Linked DNA regions of Homo sapiens: region 1 is linked to region 2. A link is a contact called in ENCODE Hi-C or POLR2A ChIA-PET data. All regions are on one chromosome and are shown on one strand. The core of a region is the stretch at or near the end of the contact, and the rest is flanking DNA. Distances in the headings are between cores, read along the strand shown. Region 1 overlaps RNFT2 (ring finger protein, transmembrane 2). Region 2 overlaps FBXW8 (F-box and WD repeat domain containing 8).

Evidence for each region. A loop is a pair of places that touch in the nucleus more often than their neighbours do. ChIA-PET counts read pairs that join two places held with the same protein, here RNA polymerase II (POLR2A). Pooled maps may share reads with other maps.
Region 1: a map of PC-3 shows a loop between it and region 2 (15-fold over the local background). The contact joins two enhancer-like sites. A Hi-C loop is called at or near these places in 1 of 168 maps with a recorded cell type or tissue (PC-3), 1 of 37 single-sample maps with no recorded cell type and 11 of 50 pooled maps. POLR2A ChIA-PET finds 5 or more read pairs at or near these places in 1 of 52 experiments (A549).

What each region holds. Positions count from the first base shown.
Region 1 is chr12:116,817,691-116,823,468 of GRCh38, reverse strand. All of the region lies in intron 7 of RNFT2 (ring finger protein, transmembrane 2), which reads right to left. Among named protein-coding and RNA genes, the nearest start is that of HRK, 61 kb to the left of the region's middle. RefSeq lists a silencer at 3,737-4,096 and an enhancer at 4,297-4,346. Within about 2 kb of position 3,973, at least 40 of the 41 ENCODE cell types and tissues checked have a DNase peak (open chromatin) inside an H3K27ac peak, as active enhancers do.
Region 2 is chr12:116,951,882-116,957,414 of GRCh38, reverse strand. All of the region lies in intron 4 of FBXW8 (F-box and WD repeat domain containing 8), which reads right to left. Among named protein-coding and RNA genes, the nearest start is that of FBXW8, 44 kb to the right of the region's middle. Within about 2 kb of position 2,439, at least 2 of the 41 ENCODE cell types and tissues checked have a DNase peak (open chromatin) inside an H3K27ac peak, as active enhancers do.

The sequences.
Region 1 (5,778 bases), core at 2,724-5,223, 140 kb after region 2:
CAAGCGATCCACACACTTCGGCCTCCTAAAGTGCTGGGATTACAGGTGTGAGCTACCACGCTTGGCCTGATTTTTATATGTCACCATTTATAACATGAAAACAGGGTTAAAGTGTGGCATTTGAAGTCAGGTAGCTAGGTGCGCATCCTCTGTATCTGTGTGACTTTGGGCAAGCTGCTCTCCCTCTCTGGGCCTCAGTGTTCTGTGTGATGGGGGTGTTGACCCAGCTCCGCCATTCTGGGCCTCTATGCACTGTTAAAACAACTACTGGTGTCACTTTAGGCTATAAGTGACAGCTAACATGAAGTAGCTTCCACAAAGAAGGAAATGTATTAGGTCACAAAACTGGGAAGGCAGGGGTGGCTCTGGCTTCAAGGATTCCTGGATCCAGGAGGTCAAACAATATAGTCAAAGAGCCTTCTCTAGTTCTCTAGTTGTATTTTTCCTTTTGTCTTTTCGTTTTTTGCTTTTTGAGACAGAGTCTCGCACTATCGCCCAACCTGGAGTGCAGTGGCTCAATCTTGGCTCACTGCAATCTCTGCCTCCTGGGTTCAAGTGATTCTCGTGCCTCAGCCTCCCAAGTAGCTGGGATTATAGGCGTGCACCACCATGGCTGGCTAATTTTTCTATTTTTAGTAGAGATGGGGTTTCACCATGTTGGCCAGGCTGGTCTCGAACTCCTCAGGTGATCTGCCCGCCTCAGCCTCCCAAAGTGCTGGGATTACAGGTGTGAGCCACTGCACCCAGCCAGTTCTCTTTCTATCTCTCCTCTTCTTCCCCATCTCTCAGCTCAGATGTCTCTGTTTCTTGTGTGTAAGTTTCATTCTCTCCTGCCAAGGTTGGACTCACTGCAGGTGGTAGTAGTGGTGGTGATGATGATGATGGTGACTTAGCTGTTAACTATGTGCTAGGCACCACTCTGTGCACACCACTATGAGGCAGGTGCTATTAATACTCTCACTTTACAGATAAGGAAATGGAGGCACAGAAAAGTTAGATAACCTGCCCCAGGTGACGCAGCTGGAAAATGCTGGATCTGACAGTATCTAGTAGGAAAGATGGCCACTGGCAGCCCCAAGCCAACACTCTTACAGCTGGAATTGCCACAGAGAGAGAGAGAGACAGAGAGAGAGACAGACCCTGTTTCTCCTGGGGCCATTTGCCAAAATGATGGCCCTGCTTCCCTCTGGGAACCAAGCTCTGAGGCCAAGAGGTCATGGGGTTCTATGATTGGTCAGTCCTGGTCACAACCATGGGGGCAGCACTGTGACTGACGGTGTCATCAGAACTAAGGGGACAGAGAGGAGGGCTGGTTCCTCTGGTTGAAGGAGGTTGGCCAGGCAGGGTGGCTCACACCTGTAACTCCAGCACTTTGGGAGGCCGAGGCACACAGATCACCTGAGGTCAGGAGTTCAAGATCAGCCTGGCCAACACGGTGAAATCCCGTCTCTACCAAAAATACAAAAAATTAGCTGGTGTAGAGGTGCACACCTGTAATCTCAGCTACTCTGGAGGCTGAGGCAGGAGAATGGCTTGAACCCGGGAGGCAGAGGCTGCAGTGGGCTGAGGTTGCGCCACTGCACTCCATGCACTCCATGCACTCCAGCCTGGGCGACAGAGTAAGACTCTGCCTCAAAAAAAAAAAAAAAAAAAAAAAAAAAAAAAAGAAACAAGTAGTCAGAAAAAGGAGGATAGCTTCAAGGACTAAAGCTAGCAAGCTAGCACAGGGCCAGGAATCTGCATTTCAAAGCCCTCCTTCCACATGTGGAAAAATAAGCAGGAGGGACTGCTTCCAGCCTCCTGGGCCAGAGGGGGCCCTCAGCCTCCTGCGAGACTTTTCCTTGCTTGCTTTTCTTCCCTGGATGGACTGCCTGTTGGCTCCCAAAAGCCCCAGGGTATGGGGGCCACAAGTCCTGCTCCCAAGTGGGCGGCCAGGACAAGGAACTGAAAACAAAGACATGTTGTCCTGGGAAGGTGGCCTGCGGGCCTGTTAGGATGGTGGGGTTGTGGGGACCACAGCTGGCAGAGTCCTGCAGACCCAGCACCGACCTGGAGGCTTGAAGGGCTGGGCTAATGAGCTGAGGCCCGTGCTGGGTCTCCTCCAGTGCTGGGGGTGGGATCGGGGCTGGACCACTGACTTCACAGCAGCGCCCGGCCAGGAGGGGTGGGAGAAACAAGTGTGACGGGGCAGGACTGGGGATAGAAGCAAGGCTAGAGAAGAGCACAGGAAGGAAGGAGGGAAGTGGATAGAAACAGGAGGGGGAAATGGGGCTGGGGGCAGAAGAAAGGAAGAGAGAAATGGCAGAGTTAGAGGCCAGAAGAGAAAGAACACCCAGGAGGCAGAGTCCAGGTGAGAAGGCAACAGGGGAAGAGTAACCCCCGTATTAAGCGCTTACCAGGGGCCAGGAACGGCACACCAATTGCTCCTCTTGTAGGTAGTTATGACGCGTTCCCATTTCTTAGATGAGAAAGCTCAAACACAGAGGCAGGGGAGGGAAGAACAGAGTGGGAGACCCAGCAAGTGAGAGGATTACAAGAGGAAAGAGAGAAGGACTAGGGCTGGCTTCTAGTTTAGTGATGAGTTTCTCGGTTGAACACTTAGTACCTGCAGGCTGTCCCCAGACTCTGACAATCCCAGGAGATGGACACTGAAATTATTTGCCCCTGTTAACTGGTGAGGAGAGAGAGGCTCAAAGAGGCAGGGTATGTTGTTCGAAGTTGCTAGACAGTGGTGGAGCCGGGATTTAAATCCAGCCTGATTTTCCAGAGTGGCTTTGTGCCACTCTGAGAAACAGAGAAAGGGAGACCCTAGGAGACCTTAGGAGATAAAGTAAGATGTGGGAGAAAGAGAAAGAAAAGATACAAGCTATGGGGGTAGAGAGGGAAGGATAACTGAAGGATGATAAAATTCAGAATAATGGGTACCCCTGGTGGGGGAAGTGAGGACACAGGAACTTTCCAGATGCCGGAAATGTTCCATATCCACCACAGCCAATCCAGTAACCACTGGTCACATGTCGCTATGGAGCACTTGAAATGTGGCTATTCTGAATTGAGATGTACTGAAAGTCTAAAATACACAGGGATAGCTGGGCATGGTGGCTCACACCTATAAACCCAGAACTACGGGAGGCCGAGGCAGGAGGACCCCTTGAGACCAGGAATTCGAGACCAGACTGGGAAACATAATGAAATCCTGTCTCTACAAAAACTAGCCAGGCATGATGGCGCACGCCTGTAGACCCAGCTACTCGGGAGGCTGAGGCAGGAGGATGACCTGAGCCCAGGGAAGTCGAGGCTGCAGTAAGCATGATCGTACTTCTACACTCCAGCCTGGGAGACACAGTAAGACTGTCTTTAAAAACAAACAAACAAACAAACAATATCCCTTAAAAGCAAAAGAAACAAGGAATTTCAAAGTCTTAGAAAAACAACAAAAGGTAAAATATCTCATTAAAAATTTTATGTTGATTACATGTTGAAATAATATTTTGGACACATTAGGCTAAATAAAATATAGTATTAAAATTAAAGTCACCTGTTCCTTTCTAGTTGTTTAACGTGACTACTAGAACATTTAAAATCGTCTGTGTGACTACTCTTATATTTCTGTCGGACAGCTTTGTTGATACTTTGATCTGAGTGATTACATATGTTTGTAAAAATCCACTGAGCTTTATAATTAGGGCACTCCACAGTATGTAAGTTATGCCTCAATACAAAAGAAAAAGGAAAAAAGGCAAGAGAAGGGCGAGCCAGGATGGAAAGAAGCGCAGCAGGTAGGAGGCGGGGCCAGCGGGGCGGGGCTGGTGGCCGCGCGTTGCCTGGCAACGGGTGCTGCCGGTGACGTCACCACCCGGCGGCAGCCATTAATCCCCCTCCTGGCGGCGCGGGCTGGCCCGGCCGCCTGCCTCCTCCTCCCCCGGGCCCGGATGAGATCACCGCGTCGGGCGGCCGGCTGTCCCCGCGCTCCCAACAAATCGACTCCTCGGCGAGCGCCGGCATCTCATGATCTCATGGCCCCGCGGGACGGCGCCGGCCGATGAGGTCACAGCCCCGCGCCCCGGGCCGCCCCGCTCTGCGCGCCGCCGGCTCCGGGTCTGGCCTCCGGGCGTCCCGCGCCGGTACCAGGCCCCCGAGCCTGAGGCTCTTAGCCCTTCGCGGACAAAGGAGATCTCAGTTTGCGAAGGGCAAAGCTGCCTTTTCCATCCTTTTGACGCATCTTTGCGCGTCCACTCCCCGCTCTCTTATTTGGACATTTCACCCCGAAGACCCCTTGTCCAGCAGGGAGTGACCTCATCAGCTCCCCTAAACTTGAAGTCAGGGGCCATGCGACGCGGCTTGCCTGCAGGATTTCACAGCCACTGAGTGAAGGAAGTTGTGGAGCTGTGTCTTACAGACGAAGAAACGGGATCAGAGGGATAAAGGAATCTGCCCCAGATTACCCACGTAGGGAAGGGTGGCGCAGGAACCCGGACCTCCATGATGTGAATGAGCCCTTTGACAGCCTTTTTCTTCTCCTTACCTGTACCCCAAACCTCTGCACCTTTACCCCAGTTCCTCCTTGCTCTGGTGTAAACAGTGGTAACGGTCCCACTTGCGGCGTGCCCCCGCAATGCTGGGTCCTGTTCCACATGACAGACCACTGTAGAGGAATTATACGGACCATTTTACAGATGAGAACACAAGGCTCGGAGAGGTCAAGTTACTTGCTGCAGAACTGGGACTTGTACCCAGGTGACTTGACTCTACAGCAGAGCCTTTCAATTACTCGACACCACCTTCCCCAGAAAAAGAGGAAGGCTTCCGAATGTTGACAGTGGACGATACACCCTCCCTTCTCTCTCCGACAGGGTCGCCATCAAACCCAGTTGAAGAGGGTCCAGTGAGAGCCTATTAGAGGCTTCACAACTCACTTGCCAGCAGCAGATTTCTCCCATCGCTTAGAGACTGCTCACTCACACCACTCCTCAGAAGACCTCCAGCAACATACACAGCCAGGAACGACAGGAAGGAAGGGACATGACATTTACTGAACGGCAGTGCTGAACCAGGCACTGAGCCAGGGCCTGTTACTAAGGGCAAAGCTGGGAGGGATATTACCAGCCCAGGTTTGCAGACGAAAAAGCGGATTTTTTTTTTTTTTTTGAGATAGGGCCTCACTGTCACCCAGGCTGGAGTGCAGTGGTGCGATCTCAGCTCACTGCAGCCTTGAGTTCCTGGGCTCAAGCGAGCCTCCCCTCTCAGCCCCACGAGTAGCTGGGACCACAGGTGTGTGCCACCATGCCCCAGATAATTTTTTAAAGACTTTTTTTGTAGAGAGGGGGTCTCCCCTGTGTTGCCCAGGCTGGTAAATATTTTTTAAAACCAAAGTCAGATGTCAAGGAAGTACAAGTTTCAGCTCAAATGTCCATCCCACAGAGAAAGCCCTTTCCCGTTTCCCTAAACGAATTCTCCATGAATTGTTTTTATTTGTCTCTAGTGCTTGTTGAAACTTGAAGTTCTATATTTGCGTGTTGATATAGTTTAATGGTGATTTCCCCCAATGAAATGAGAGCAGGGACTCTGTTTTGGTCTGTTTCTTTCATTTATCATCTTATCCCCAACACCTTCGCAGTGCCTGTCATAATATGACACTGAAATATTTTTGGAGTAAATGCAAAGAATTGGTGGCTTAGGATGGTGAGCAGTGCTGCTCAAAACTCAGGTTTGTTTGAGTGTAAAGTGTGGTCTTACTCCATACTTTCTAGGAAGTTCAAAAGCCCCTTGCTACATATA
Region 2 (5,533 bases), core at 1,190-3,689:
TAAAGCTACTATTCATATTTTGGCATGGTATACAGTCGATAAAAAGGTCCTTTTTTAAAAAAAAATTTTTTTTGAGACAGTCTCGCTGTCACCAAGCTGGAGTGCAGTGGCATGATCCTGGCTCACTGCAACCTCTACCTCCCGGGTTCAAGTGATCCTTGTGCCTCAGCCACCCGAGTAGCTGAGATTACAGGTGTGCACCACCATGCCTGGCTAATTTTTGTATTTTTGGTAGAGAAGGGGTTTTGCCATGTTGGCCAGGCTGGTCTCAAACTCCTGACCTCAAGTGACCCACCTGCCTTGACTTCCCAAAGTGCTAGGATTACAGGCATGCCACTGTGCCCGGCTAATAACAAGGTACATTTGTAATTACTGGAAAAAGCAGAGGACAACATAGCTAAAAGCAAGGTATTTCAAGTTACCTTAGATGACTTTGTTTATTTTTTGGAGATGGAGTCTCACTCTGTTGCCCAGGCTGGGGAGCAGTGGCATGACCTCGGCTCACTGCAACCTCCACCTCCTGGGTTCTAGCGATTCTTCTGCCTCAGCCTCCCGAGTAGTTGGGATTACAGGCACGTGTCACCATGCCCAGCTAATTTTTCTATTTTTAGTAGAGACAGGGTTTCACCATGTTAGCCAGGCTGGTCTCAAACTCCTGACCCTAAGTGATCCACCCACCTTGGCCTCCCAAAGTGCTGGGAGTACAGGCATGAGCCACTGTGCCTGCCCTGTTTAAAATTATATTTTCCAATACTTCTTAATTGTAAAACAATGATAAAATTCCACTGAAGGGCCAACAGGCAAACTGAACCAACCAAAGATTCAGACACCAATTTTTACATATATAAATTTGAAGCTCCAAATTTTGCTCTCTGTCTACAAAGAACTGCAAACCCTCTCACTCTGACGCCAGGGTGTATGAATGGGGCTCAGAAAAATAAAAACATATTTGAATCAGGCCATGTCTGGCAGCTGAAGCAGCAGCCAGAGATCACTTGGTTGCTAGAGAGGTATGGGCAGTTTTGTTTTGTATCTACTTGGGCACACTTGCCTCAAAAGGAATGAAGCAAAAATGGGACAACTGAGTGTTTTTAGGGTAAGAAGAGCGCTAATGGTTTGCAGCAAATGATACAGTTCTCCTTCCAACCACACTAGGCAGAAGAGAAGCATGGATACACAGCCCTGCTCCTTCCAGCAAAGGCAGGAACGGTATGCTAAAAAGGCGGAAACCAGGGGAGAAAATATTTAGGAGTAATGAAAAAAACCTCAACACAAACAGGTTGCTTGGTGTTTTTTTTAAAACCAAAAGAGAGAAAATGTCCTCTCATATGAATAGAAAAGTGTGTTTTCTTATGCCAACTAGAATGCTTTAGCCTTATGAATCTCAAGTAACAATGAGGAGAGAGTTTATTGCAAAACACCATCATACTCCTGGGCATCTGATAAAAGCTTCTGGTGAGCTAATGGCTTAATGGTTAGCAGAGCTGGCACAAGGCCTCCAAGGAGCTACTGGTTCTACCTGAGATGCACTCTTCACTAGGTGGCTCTCCTTCACTACTTATGGCAAACGACACCTAGCCCTGCACCTCAGGTTTTATACTGTCTTTTTTGAACTCATGATGTCATCTGATTGCAACACTTAACTTCCAGAGGGCAACTGGGGAGAAGGAAGACGAGAACAGTCTAAGCATCACAAAACAGAACAGGGATGTTTCCATATGCCCCTTTCTTCTACTCTTTCTCCTCAAGGATAAACATACAATTTTCAAAACATTCTAAAATTCTAAGAGCTGTTACCACAATAAATCAAAGAAACAAACAAAAGACATGTTTCCTGAGCACTTACTATCAACTAACTTTCTAGACAAACTCTGTGCTAAAACACAAGGAAAACACACACTAAACCTCGCTAGCATTTCAGGAGGTCCAGCAGATCACAGATACAAATGCAGACAGGCGCTGAACTTTGAGAGAAAGACAGGTGACTGATTCTGTAGAGACTGGTGACTTATGAACATAAATTTTTCTCAAGTTACAGAAATGAGAAATTTTCGCTGAAAAAGCAAAGTAAAAGTTGTGTCTGAATGTCTCAGTCGCAGTTGAAGGCACGTCCACTTATCTCTCCAACAAAGAAAACAACTGGTGCAGGTCTTTTCTGCGCTGCTGCATATCCTTGCTAAGTGGTCAAGTGACAGCAGAGAAAGACAAGAACGAGGGCCAGAGAAGGCGCTCACGGAGGTAATGGAAGTCCAGAGAGTGTGGAATCGCCGAAGGGGAGTTTTCCTTTCTTACACACTTGGCTCAAAGTTTCCTGGGTCCTGGGAAAGATGTTAGACTCTGAGGGCATACAGATGCTTAATACAGGGCCCCCCCCCCCCATTTCAAGAGGGGAAAGTCAACAGCACCAAATGTTGCCAAGAGGCTGGAGAGGACGAGCCAAGAAAAGGCTATTGGTTTGTTGACCAAAAGATCACGGGTGACCTCTGAGAGTGCAGCACAGTGGGGCTGGGATGGAGCCAGCTGGAGGGAGGTTAGACGGGGAGGAAGGAAGAGGGGCAGGAGGCACGGGCTCTCACTATGTACAGCACTAACAGGAAGATGGCAGGGATGGTTTGGAGACTTCAAGTCAAAAGGTTAGATTGCAAAGAAGCTGAGGGCTACAAAAGCACTTTTAAATAATTTATTAATCTGGAAAATAAAAATTCATTCCCCTAAATCCAGTAATTCTGCTTACAGGACTCTAGCCTAGGAAAACAATCAGGATTGCAAGACTAGGAGACGATAATGAGAGAACTTTAACTCTTTATTTTATATACTTATATAGAATTTCAAGTTTCTACAGTAGCATGTGTCTAATCATTTTAAAATAAAGATTTGTAATGCTAAAAAGGAGAAAAATTTGCAGACATCTATACATAAAATATTCATAACATACATATAACAAAACACAGGAAATGACCTTAATGTCCACTATTAGGGGAATAAATAGGGAAATTGGGGTATAATTATCCAAAGTGTTTTTGCAACAAGTCAAAGAAAGTAATGAAAAATATGCAACATGAAAAAAATTCATCAGTTTGGTGAGGGAAAAGGCCACAAATCTAACAAAGGCTACAGTCACACTATGAAAAAACATGCATAGAAAAACAGACTGAAAACCAAACCAGACACATGGGAGACCTTAATAAAGGTTGTGTTCCATGCTAGAATTTGAGTGGCTTTCTCTTCTCTACTTTCTAACACGGTTGCAAAACAACATGGTTTTTACCACTGCTTTTTCTTTTTTTTTTTTTTTTTTTTTTTGAGACAGAGTCGCCCTGTCGCCCAGGCTGGAATGCAATGGTGCGATCTCAGCTCACTGCAACCTCTGCCTCCCAGGTTCAAATAATTCTCCTGCCTCAGCCTCCCAAGTAGCTAGGATTACAGGTGCCCGCCACCACGCCCAGCTAATTTTTGTATTTTTAGTAGAGATGGGGTTTCACCATGTTGGCCAGGCTGGTCTTGAACTCCTGACCTCATGATCTGCCCGCCTAGGCCTCCCAAAGTGCTGGGATTACAGGCGTGAGCCACCATGCCCGGCTGGTTTTGTTTTTCTTGTTTTTTGTTTGTTTGTTTTGTTTTGTTTTTTTGTCTTTTTTTTTTGAGATGGAGTCTTGCTCTGTCGCCCAGGCTGGAGTGCAGTGGCGCGATCTTGGCTCACTGCAAGCTCCACCTCCTGGGTTCACGCCATTCTCCTGCCTCAGCCTCCTGAGTAGCTGGGACTACAGGCACTCGCCACCATGCCCGGATAATTTTTTTGTATTTTTTAGTGGAGACAGGGTTTCACCGTGTTAGCCAGGATGGTCTCGATCTCCTGACCTTGTGATCCGCCCGCCTCGGCCTCCCAAAGTGCTGGGATTACAGGCGTGAGCCACCGCGCCCAGCCGGCTGCTTTTGTTTTTAAATAGACACATGCCACAAAAGAAAAACCAAAATGATGCTATAATAGCCAAAGCTTCAGAGCAGCAAATGAGGGCTGGAAACGGCAGCCTCACCAGCCAGCCCTGCCTGTGGATGCTGCAGAAACACAGCGGAGCGGCTCCACTCACGCACACCCAGCCTGGCCCTGAGCCTCTGCCACCTCAAGCAAGATGAGGGTCTTGGAACGCATCATCTCTAAAGTTCCTTCCAGGTTTAAAAATGTATGATTCTAAACTGAGAAAACTAAGAAAGTAGAGAACAGACATAGGCATTTCTCTAGTTTCCCATATAACATCATATATAGGTGGCAGGGGACAAGGGGAGTCTGTGTATTAAGTTTTAATGCTTACTCCATATAAAACAGTATACATTTAACAAAATATTACATACCACTCATGGTTTTAAAAGATGCTTACAGGCCGGGTGCAGTGGCTCACGCCTGTAATCCCAGCACTTTGGGAGGCTGAGGTGGGCTGATTTCTTGAAGCCAGGGGTTTGAGACCAGCCTGGCCAACATGGTGAAACCCCATCTCTACTAAAAATACAAAAATTAGCTGGGTGTGGTGGCACACGCCCGTAGTCCCAGCTACTCGGGAGGCTGAAGCAGGAGAATCGCTTGAACCTGGGAGGTGGAGGTTGCAGTGAGCTGAGATCACACCACTGCACTCCAGCCTGGGCGACAGAGTGAGACTGTGTCTCAAAACAATAAAAATTTAAATGTAAATTTTAAAAAGATGCTTACAAATTGCTGGAAAGAAAATACAGTAGATGGCTGTAAAGTTAAATATTATTTCTAAGTAAAATAATAATATAAAACAAAAAATGTTTCAGTGAAACAGCAAGGCCACACGATGAGTTGCCCTGTCAGCTGTAGATGGTCCCGTCTCTAGGAGTTCCGAGAAGAATGGACGCTAGGCTACAGTGCTAGAGAAATCTCTGGGAGGAGACAGGACTGGAGTAGGCCTTAAAGAATGGGTTCTGGGTTTCCAGTTGATGAAAATGTTCTGGAATTAGATAGTGGTGTTGGTTGCACAACCTTGTAAATCTACTAAGAAAAAATCACTGAATTGTACACTTTGAAAGAGTGAATTTTATGGCATATGAATTATACAGTCGTGTCACTAAACGACAGGGTTACACTCAGAAAAATGCATCCTTTGGTGAATTTATCATTTGTGCAAACATCACAGAGTGTTCTTACACAAACCCAGGTGGCAGAGCCTACTATACACCTAGGGTACATGAATGGCCAATGTCATATATGGGGCCCATCATTGACTAAAACGCTGTTATGCAGCATATGACTGTATCTTAACTAAAAAAATGATGCAGTCAGAGGTAACTAAATAGAACAGTGTGGAAAAAACAAAGGTACACTTGAAAAGTGTAATAAGGAAAAAGGTAGCTTGGAAAGAAATGTCAAAGAGCTTTGAATGTCAGGAAAAGTTAACTAGAAATTATTTGTAAGACTGTAGAGTAAGCAAAGACTCACGGACAAAAGAGTGAACAATCAAATGCTTTGGAAAGAATGTTTCCCCACTGGAAAAACAAGCCTCAGGGAGACAGGCACCAG